2 separate regions of the Homo sapiens genome follow, and region 2 is linked to region 1. Evidence: read pairs that join two places in POLR2A ChIA-PET (ENCODE). Cell type or tissue: Panc1. All regions are shown on one strand. Each heading gives the region's core, and the rest is flanking DNA. Links, peaks and the distances in the headings are about the cores only.

What was found. ChIA-PET counts read pairs that join two places held together with the same protein. Peaks named below come from ENCODE experiments on the same cell type or tissue, not always from the same donor. Only the 100,000 strongest peaks of a DNase experiment are listed, where the experiment ranks them.
Region 2: POLR2A ChIA-PET joins it to region 1 with 10 read pairs; 4 of 35 experiments call an interaction of 5 or more read pairs at or near these places.

The regions. Positions count from the first base shown.
Region 1 is chr1:22,967,825-22,975,963 of GRCh38, reverse strand. LACTBL1 (lactamase beta like 1) reads left to right here and starts at 3,098. Exons shown (of 8, transcript NM_001289974.2): 1 at 3,098-3,192; 2 at 3,533-3,659. The coding sequence starts at 3,648. In Panc1, for the core only: no CTCF peak of the experiment used is centred there; no DNase peak of the experiment used is centred there; H3K27me3 peaks cover 463 bases.
Region 2 is chr1:23,159,935-23,162,434 of GRCh38, reverse strand. The region is part of intron 1 of LUZP1 (leucine zipper protein 1); the gene reads left to right. Among named protein-coding and RNA genes, the nearest start is that of LUZP1, 7.7 kb to the left of the region's middle. In Panc1, for the core only: no CTCF peak of the experiment used is centred there; no DNase peak of the experiment used is centred there; H3K27ac peaks cover 316 bases.

The sequences.
Region 1 (8,139 bases), core at 3,502-6,001:
TGAGCCACAGAGAAGATTAACCAAACAGCCAAGTGCAATGAAAAAGACCTGGGTCCCAGATCAATTGTTGTCAGTAAACTTGCTATGTGACCTTGGTGAGTCATTTCCCCTCTGTGAGCCTCTTTTGCCAGCCATACAATGTGAAGTTTGGACAAAATCACTCAGATTTTTGGCTATGGGGGCTACAGAAGAAGATCTAGAAGGCTTGCCTCCATCCATCCCCAATCCTGAGCATTAGTAGAAGGAGATAGCAATTCAAGGCTCCGTTGAAATAATGAGGTGGAGGCTGGTGTGATCCGTGAGTTGCAGAGGAGCCTCGCTCCTCAAAGTGTGGTCTTTACACCAGCCTCAGCATCACCTAGGAGCTTGTTAGAAATGTAGGCTCTCAGATACCACCCCGACTCACTGGCTCAGAACCTACCATGTAACACAATCGCTAGGATGCTCCTACCCACAAGTAAGTGGGACACACACTGATCTGGGGCACTGATTCTCAACCTTGGCCACACAGTCGAATCACCAAGGAGTCTTCAAAGGCTGCGGCATCCAAGCTGCGCCTCTGGGGATCTCTGCAGTGGGACCCAGACACCAGTGGTTTTTAAGAGCTCTCCAAGTAACCCCAATGTGCAACCTCATCTAATGTTGAGAAGGAATATATGTTTTATCTTTTGTATCAACTAAAATCAATAGAAAATCTTCTAGAATGTTCACAGAGAGAGATCTGATATCTGCCATAGGGGCCAGGTAGAAGTTTGACATAAAAGCCAGGTCATGGCTGGGAGTGGTGGCTCACACCTATGTCGACAAAAAGAGTCAAACTCTATAAAATACTTGAAGAGAAATATTAGGTAAATATGAGTGACCATGGCCCATGACACAGCCCTCAGGAGGTCCTGAGATTATGTGCCCAAGGTGGTTGGGGTGCAGCTTTTTTTTTGTTTTGTCTTGTTTTTGAGACAGTCTTGCTCTGTTGCCCAGGCTGGACAGCACTGGCATGATCTCAGCTCGCTGCAACCTCCGCTTCCCAGGTTCAAGTGATTCTCCTGCCTTAGCCTCCCAAGTAGCTGGGATTACAGGTGCACACTACCACGCCTGGGTAATGTTTTGTATTTTCAGTAGAGACAGGGTTTTGTTATGTTGCTCTGGCTGATCTTGAACTCCTGAGCTCAGGCAATCTGCCCGCCTCGGCCTCCCAAAGTGCTAGGATTACAGACGTGAGCCACCGCGCCTGGCTGATTTTATACATTTTAGGGAGGCATGAGACATCAGTCAAATACATTTAAGATGTACATTGGTTTGGTTTAGAAAGGTGGGACAACTCGATATGGGGGCTTCCAGGCTATAGGTAAATTTTAAAATGTTCTAGTTGACAATTGGTTGAGTTTGAGGACCTGAGATCAATAGAAAGGAAATGTTTGGGTTAAGATAAAAGACTGGGGAGGCCAAAGTTTTATTGTGCAGAAGAAGTTTATAGCTAGCAGGCTTCAGAGAGAATAGGTTATAAAATGTTTTCTTATGGGACTTAAAAGGGTTCCTGACTGTTGATTATCTCCTGGGTCTGCAAATGGAAGAGGAAAAGGAGGATTCTCTACAGAATGTAGATTTTTCCCACAAGAGTCAAACTTTGCAGGGCAATTTCAAGATATAACAAGGAAATATATTTGGGGTTAAACTATTTTGATTTCTTTCCTTATTTGTTATGTGATGTTATGCTGGAGAAGTATGATGAGGCACGTTTGACCCCTACTCCCCGTCAAGGCCTAAACCAGTCTTTCGGTCTTTCAGGTTAAATTTTAAGAATGTGCTGGCTGAGGAGGAAGTCCATTCAGACGGTTGGGGGCCTTAGAATTTTATTTTTGGTTTACACTTATAATCCCAGCACTTTGGGAGGCAGAGATGGGAGGATCACTTGAGGCCAAGAGTTTAAGACTAGCCTGGGCAAAAAAGGGAGACCCCCATCTGTACCAAAAGCAATTAAAAAATAATAATTAGCTGGGCATAGTAGTGCATGCTTGTAGTCTCAGATACTCAGGAGGCTGAGGCAGGAGGGTCGCTTGAGCCCAGGAGTTGGAGGCTGCAGTGAGTTTTGATTGCACCGCTGCACTCCAGCCTAGGTGACAGAGCACAACTTTGTCTTTTTTTTTTTTTTTTTTTTTTAGACAGAGTCTCACTCTGTCATCCAGGATGGAGCACACTGGCATAATCTTATCTCGGCTCACTGCAGCCTTCACCTCCCAGGCTCAAACAATGCTTCAGCTTCAACCTCCAGAGTAGCTGGGACTACAGGGCAACACCACCACACTTGGCCATTTTTAAATTTTTTGTAGAGACGAGGTCTCAGCCCAGGCTGATGTCGAACGCCTAGGTTCAAGCCATCCTCCTGCCTTGGCCTCCCAAAGTGCTGGGATTACAGGCATAAGCCACCATGCTCAGCTGTTCTTGTCTTTAAAAAAAAAAAAGCCAAGTCCATGACAAGAAGCCAAAATTTATGGAGCACTTACTAGGTGCCGGGTTCTGGGCTGCCTGCTTCAAGAGCGCATTCCATTTAACTTGCACGCTAACCAAGCTAGTATTATTGTCCCCATTTTATAGATGTGAGGCAAAGAGGTTATGATCCCTGGTCACACAGGCTCACACTGGCAGTGACAGACTAAGATTTGGACCCAGGTTACCTGAATATTTCACAACTAGGCTGACCCCAGTGGTCCTTAAACTGGGTTCCTTTGTGCTCCAGTTTCCTCAGAGGTGCCTGAGGAGCTTGTGTGGGGTCAGACCAAGCCTGGAAATCTCTCTCCTTTCCCTTCCCAGCTGGAAATGACCCTGGTGGCCTCCTGACATCCCTTTTCCACACTGGGTTTGGCAGACACTCCTTTTGGAGAGAGTGTTCCTTTCTTCACCAGCCTGGAGCACTCGGGTCACATGATGTTACCCAATGCTCCCTGACAGATCTCCCCCGCTTCCCCGCTGCTTGGGGACCCCAGAAGCTAATCCCCATGGCAGCAGGCACTCTGAGGGATTAGCACCGGGGAAATTAGGCGCCACATCTGCCAGCCCCTGGAGAGCTTGGTAAAGCCTGTGCCTCAGAGCCCAGGAAGCCATTCCTGTCCTCTGGAACACAGGGGACTCCCAGAGGCACTGTCAGCCAAACTGGGGCCCTAACTGCCCTGTTCTTGCTGGTACCTTCTGGAGAGGGTAAGTTGTGGCCAAGAGCCTGAGGGCCTGACCAGATTGTTCTCTGCAGGCTGGGGGTGGGGAAGAGGAGCTGGAATTCAATGCGGGGCACACAGGGTAACCAATGGTCCCATTTGCCTAGGACTGAGGGGTTTCTGGGAATGCAGGACTTTCAGTGCTAAAATCAAGACAGTCCTGGACAAACTGGGATGCCGGGTCACCTGGCAGGGGTTTCTGAGCTTGCTGTTTCTCTCACCTGGGAGGGGGAGCCATGGGAAGAGGAGGGCTGCTTTGATCCCCCGCATCCTCGTCTACCCTCCTTGTTTTCTAGCTTTTCTCTGTCCCCCTCCTCTTTTTCCAGCCCCTCAGGACCTCTTTTTGCCTTCACTCCTCTGACTCAGTTTCCTGCTTACGGGATCTCCTGTGGTGTAGACCTGAATCCTCAAAGAGCCAGAATCTTCCATGCCTTGGAGAGAATGAAGACCCAGGTGAGGCACAGCCTCAAGAAGCTGTCACCATGTGTCAGCTTCTGACACATGTCTGACCATGCCACCGTCCTTCTGGCTTCAAATATTGGGCTAAATCCCCCCCACGTTACCTTCATCATCATCATCATCATCATCATCATCATCATCATCATCATCATCATCATCTCTAGAGCTTGCACCTGCAGGCCAGGAACAGTTTCAAATGTTTTACATAAACTCACTGAATTATCAAAACAAACCAGAAACTAACTCCTCTTCCTTTTTACATCCCCAGAGGCCTCTGCCTGGAGTGACCCAAGCTCATTCCTAACTACCTGTTCAATGACTCTCTCCTCCTCCTCCCTCCCCCTAGGCTGAGCTCATCTGTATCTGTGAGCCCTGAAGCCCTTTATTACACCTCTAGCTACCAACTGGTGAACAGCTCTCTATGGGCTTTGCATGCACTATCTTATTTATTCTCAACTAAACCCTATAAGATGTAGGAACAATTGTTATCTGCATTATGCAGATGAGAAATCTGAGACTCAAAAGGGTGAGGTCATTTGTCCAGAACTAGTAACGGCAGAGCCAGAGTCAAGTCCTACTTCCCTGGCCCCAGGCCCTTGTGTCTGATTATGCCACTGTCCTTCTGGCTCCTTGGGGGCAGATGTGGCCCAGAGCACAGCAAGCCCTCGGGGATTGTTTTCTGAATGAATAACTGGACAAAGAGTAGTTGTCCCAGAGTGGGCCGTGAGCATGAGGAAGGAGGTGAGGGTGATTGGGGCACAGAACACCTGAGAAGGAGCAGGGGTTGGGGGGTGGTGGAGCCGTGTTATAGGTGGGGTTTGGGAGAGCCTGGTTCTTCCTGGGCCCTCCCCTACTGCCAGCAATTTCCAGCTGGGAAGGGAAAGGAAAGAGATTTCTAGTGGCTACTGCAAGTCAAACTGTGAGCAGCTGGCAAGCAGCTTAGAGATTAAATACTGACCCATCTTCGGGTCTGCTGGAATAAATCCTGAGATTGGAGACAGACGAGATGAGGCTAGGCCCCAGAGGAGGGCTACAAATTGGGGGTGTAGAGATCCCAGCTGCATTTTGAGGAGGAGGGGGGTGGTGCATCTTACAGAGCTTGAATCTCAGCTCTGCCATTCACTGCCCATGGACTCAGCAAGTCAATTAATGCCTCTGAATTTTATTCTTCACCTAAAAATAAGCTAAGGATCTGCTGGTTACACCTTAGGTGCCAGTTAGGGGATAGCAGGCTGCCTTCCCACCAAGGGGTCCTCACTGCCCCTGCAGCTCTGTGTTCATGCCAGGAGGGGAGTATCTTCCATATGATCCAGTGGCAATATCTGAGAGCCTTCCATTCACTCCTTTGTATCTGGGGTTACTCCTCCAACAGGTAGAGAATCCCAATGCTTTTGGGATCTTTAATTGCTTTATTTTATAACAATTGAGGTATCATTTACATGAAATAAAATCTGTGCAGTTCTAAGAGTTGTTTTTTTTTTTTTTTTTTGAGACAGGGTCTTGCGCTGTTGCCCAGGCTGGAGTGCAGTGGCATGATCATAGCTCACTACGGCCTCTAATTCCTGGGCTCAAGCAATCCTCACACCTCAGCCTTCCAAGTAGCTGGGACTACAGGTGCATGCCAGCATGCCTGGCAATTTTTTTCTATTTTTTTGTACAGGCAGAGTCTTGCTATGTTGCCCAGCCTGGTCTTGAACTCCTGGACTCAAGTGATCCTCCTGCCTCGGCCTCCCAGAGTTCTATGACTTTCAACAAATGTATAAAATCCCATAACCACCACCACGATAAACATATAGCACAGTTCCATGACCTCCCCAAAGTCCCTTCTGCTCTTTTGTAGTCTACCTCATCCCTACCTCCAGACAACCATTGAGTTGTTTTCTGTTCCTATCATTTTGCTTTTTCCAGAATGTTCTATGAGTTGTATTCTATAGTCTGTAACCATTTAGTCTGGCTTATTTCACTTAGCATCATGCTTTGAGGTTCATCCACATTATTGCATGTATCAGTAGCTCGTTCCTTTACATTGCTGAGTAGTATTCCCTTGTACAGACGTACTATAGTTTGTCTATTTACTCACCAATTGAGGAGCATTTGGGTTGTTTCCAGTCTTTGAATATTATGACCAAAGATGATTTCAGTGAGAACCCTAGATTCTACAGCTGAAAGACACTTTTGAAATCACACAAGATTTCCAGATGTAAAAGTAAACTCTTTACAAGTAGCCAACCCTCTTCAACACCTGGAGAAGTAGAGGCTCAGAGAGGGGAAGAGACTTGTCCAGAGTTACAACTGACTCAGGAGTGGAGTTAAGATTTGAACCCAAGTCTTTCAACTTGCAGAACCATGTAAAGTTCAAAAGAATTTCCTGAGAACCTGCTAGTGCCAGGTGGGGTACTAGGTGTCCAAGGCATAAGAGCCAGGAGGGAATTCTCTGCTGGTGCTGGAGAGAATCCTTACCTTGTAGGGACCCAGACAAAGAAGCCAGTAGTAGCCAGTTACCATGAGCGGCTCTGCCTGGGGAAGAATGAGAAGGCTTCACAGATGCCTATGGGTGTTAAGGGAAGAACACAGTTTTTCTGATGGAAAAGGATAAAAGGAAACCACAGCCCCAAGGAATGGCAGGTGCAAAAGTACAGAGAGGGGCAATGATGCGGGAGGTGGGGGCATAAAGACACAGGGGGCAGGGGAGGGGCAGGGAATGGGCTGGCGGAGTTCGCTGGAGTCGGATCATAGAAAGTCTCTCTTGCCAGATTGTTTCCTGTAGAACAGCGTCTGGCACACTGTGCTCAACATGTGAGAGATCTTTGTTGTGGAAGAGAGTGCAGGGTTGGACAGGGAGGGATGGAACATAAACTCAGCAAGACTCTCCTGGAACAGAGCCCAGAAGGCAGATGTCAGTATGTACAGACTGTTGATATACTTCAGAGTTGGCATATGAGTCAGTGGGGGACAGGTTGGTGTATTTAATAAATAGTGCTGGACTATTGATTATCCAAATGGAAAAATAAAATTGGATCCCTACTTTATTCTATAACCAAAAATTCTTTTGTGTGTAAAAGTACAAAAACCTCTATTTCTGACCTCTGTGAAAAGAAAGATTTCTTAAGCACACACACGCACCATATACACAATGCAAACCAAAAAGACAATACTGATAAATTTGGCAACAACCAAAATCAAAACCAAAAGCCCTCCTATTCAAAAATACTGTAATAGTTGGCCAGGCACAGTGATTCATGCCTGTAATCCCAGCACTTTCAGAAGTCAAGGTGGGAGGATTGCTTGAGCCCAGGAGTTTGAGACCAGCCTGAGCAACATAGTGAGACCCTGTCTCTACAAAAAATGCAAAAACTGATCACATCACTGCGCTCCAGCCTGGGTGACAGAGTGAGACTGTCTCAAAACAATCCCCAAATACCGTAATAGCTAACAGGGCTTACAATGTGTCAGACAATGTTATTTTTATACATCAACTCATCTAATCCTTACAAATTTATGAGTTAGGCACTATTATCGTCCCCATTTTACAGGTGAGGAAACAGAAGCACAGGGAGGTTAAGTGATTTTCTTAAGGTCACGCAGTGGTAAGTGGCTGAGCTAAGATTGCAAATCAGGCAATCTGGCCATGGATTCACCACTACACTATTCTGTCTCTCCACAAAAGTTATCAACACAGAGTGAAAATCAAGCCACAAACAAGAGTATATGAAGAACTCTAATAAGTAAAGAAAAGAGAATAGAAAAAGACCAGGCAAGGGAGAACAGTCCAACTGCAGAAAATCAAACCCAAATACATACAATAAATACATGAAAAGGTATTCAACATTATTAGTCACCAAGAAGATGCAGATTAGAAATATTAATAGCAATGAGAATCAAAGGTGGGACGAGCATAAATTGGAATGACAACTTTAGAGAGGAACAGAATAGTATGTGGCTAAGTTGAAGATGGCTGTACCTTGCTACCCAGAAATTTCACTTCTAGCACAGGATTCCCAACTGGACTGTGAAATAGTCACGTTTTTAAGGTAGTCTGGCCCCGGGCTCTAACTACTACACTACCCAGTATGTTTATACAACAACACACTCCACAGAAGTCAAAATGAATAACCCAGAATTGTAGTTAGCTAACTGAATAAAAAGCAAGTTGCAGGAGGATTATACAGTATGAAATCATTTATTTACGTTCAAAAAAAACAATACTACATGCTGTTTATGGAAACATAAACACATAGTAAAAGAATAAACACGTGCATAATTATGATAAACACCAAGATCAAGCATGGGTGTTACATTTGGGGAGAGCAGGAAGGGACTGAGATCCATGAAAGGTACACAGAGGACTTCAACTCCACCTAGGATGTTTTATTTTCATCCAGTCAGGCATTTAACAAATATTTATTAGGGTCTGCTATGTTCCAGGAACTGCTTTGGGTACTGGGAATACCTCAGTAAACAAAACAAACAACAA
Region 2 (2,500 bases), core at 1-2,500, 190 kb before region 1:
TATTACGTTATTAAAAACTTTATGATTGAAGTATATAATACATATACAGAAAAATGCATGTAAAAGTGGAATTTGATGTTTTTTTCCCACAAACTGAATATACCCATGTAAGCAGCACCTAGATCTAGATCAAGAAACAGCGTTACCAGTACCTAGAAGCCCCTATCCAGTTCCCTTTCAGTTCCTGTCTCCCCTCTACCACCCAGGGTAATCACCATCCTGACTTCTGACAGCATAGATTATTTTGCTCTTTTTTTGTACTTTTGTAAAAATTGAATCATATAGTATATATTGTTTGTGGTCTGGCTCCTTTTATTTAACACTAATGTGACCGTGCAAAAATTTTTAGTGGTTTTTAGATTTGGAATAAAATTCAAATTTCAGCTTTTTTTTTTTTTTTTTTTTTTTTTTGAGACAGTCTCGTTCTGTCGCCCAGGCTGGAGTGCAGTGGCGCGATCTCAGCTCACTGCAACCTCCACCTCCTGGGTTCAAGCCGTTCTCCGCCTCAGCCTCCCAAGTAGCTGGGATTAAAGGTGCCTACCACCACGCCTGGCTAATTTTCGTGTTTTTAGTAGAGACGGAGTTTCACCATGTTATGTTGGCCAGGCTGGCCATGAACTCCTGACCTCTTGATCCACTCACCTCAGCCTCCCAAGGTGCTGGGATTACAGGCGTGAGCCACTGTGCCTGGCCATTTCAGTTCTTTATTTTGACCTATAATGCCCTGTATAGCCCGTCTCCTGGCTACTTTTCGGGTAGGCAATTGGCATTTTATGCCAATCTCATTGCCCATTATGCCTCTGTTACGCTAACTTCTTATTTTTATTCTTATTTTATTTAATTTTTAGAGATGGGGTCTTACAATATTGCTCAGGCTGGTCTCAAACTCCTGGCCTCAAGCTGTCCTTTGGCCTCCAGAGTAGCTGAGATTACAGGCATGAGCCACTGGCCTTATTTATTTTTAAACTCAGTGAGCTGTTTCCTACCTCAGGGCCTTTGTATGCATGGCTCTGTCTTCCTCGAACACTTCTTTTCCCTGCTCTTTGCATGGCTGCCTTCATGCCTGAGCTTATGTATAAATATCAGGGATACTTTTTCTCATCATCGTGTCTTGCTAGTCCTTTCCCATTATTCCCTATTACTGGCTTCTGTTGCCTCCTTTCATAGCACCTATTGCAATTTATGATTATATATCTGCGTGCATGATTATTATGTCTTCCCTGCTAGATTCCATGAAAGCAGAGAACTCATCTGTTTTGTTCTCCAGTGTATCTCTAGTGCCTAACACAGTGACTGACATAGAGTAGGTATTTAATAAATATTTAATGGCCATATTCCCAATTCAGCACCTTTGGTCCCATTATCTTTTGTCCTTTCCTCTTATGCTGTTTAACTATTTAAATCTTTTCCACCCCTCAAGACTGAGCTCAGTTCTCCCTCTTTGAAGTCTATCATGGTTTTGCAACAGTTAATCTTTCTTCTCTAAAATTTTATAGCATTTATTGCCAGTACCACCTTGTGTTCATGGAAAATCACACTATCACATATCTTATTTTACCTAGTTGTATCAAAAGCTTCTTATTTTCTCAGAAATCTTGTAGCTTGTTATGCCAGTACCCCTCATATTTTTGGTTAACTTGACCAGCTTCTATTAATATCTTAATTAGCTAATTTGACTGGAAGCTTCTCGATCAGAAGCTGTTTTAGCTAATGCCCTCCTCAGTTATTTTCACTGGCACATAGTAGGTCTTTAGTAGAGTTTTTGATGACCAATGATATTTATGTATAGGTAGCAATTTTAATTTCTTAAGCTTATTAACTTGGATTCTTTTTATTAGAATCCTGCTTAGTATTTTCTCTAATCTAAAGGCCGGGAGTGCACCAACTGCTTCCGGCGATATAGAGACTATTAGGGTGTGAAAGTACAGGAGTCCAGTCCTAATGCCACAAAGCAGATTCTCCTTTGGAACTTGTCACTGGTGTAGAATTAACTATGCAGAGTTCCTTCTTAGAAAAAATGCTTTATCAGTGCTTGTTTAATGTTCTCAGATTGGAATTACTAACAGAAACAAGACACTAGGTAGTACTTTATTTGAATTTTCTGTTGACTAACATTTTATTTTGATGTCAACAAAGCAAATCTTGAGCCAATTAAATCTGCTTAAAGCTGCTTTGTCTGATGGGTAAGCTCTCTCAGTAGTTACTCTTCCTCTTGTGTTAAAGGCAGAAGAATGTTCTATAAGCCAATTTAAATGCAAATTTAAATTAGTAGCAACTTAGTTGATTTAACTCAGTACATATTTCAAATTAAGTGGTAAATTTAAATTAGTTTTTAGGAGGTACCTACTGTGTATTTTAAATCAGTGATTATTTTGGCTTTTCTGATGAAACTACATCAGAATATTACAGGGTAATGTAGTAATTGGTTTGTTTTTGTTTTTGTTTTTTGAGACGGAATTTTACCCTTGTTGCCCATGCTGGAGTGCAGTGGCGTGATCTT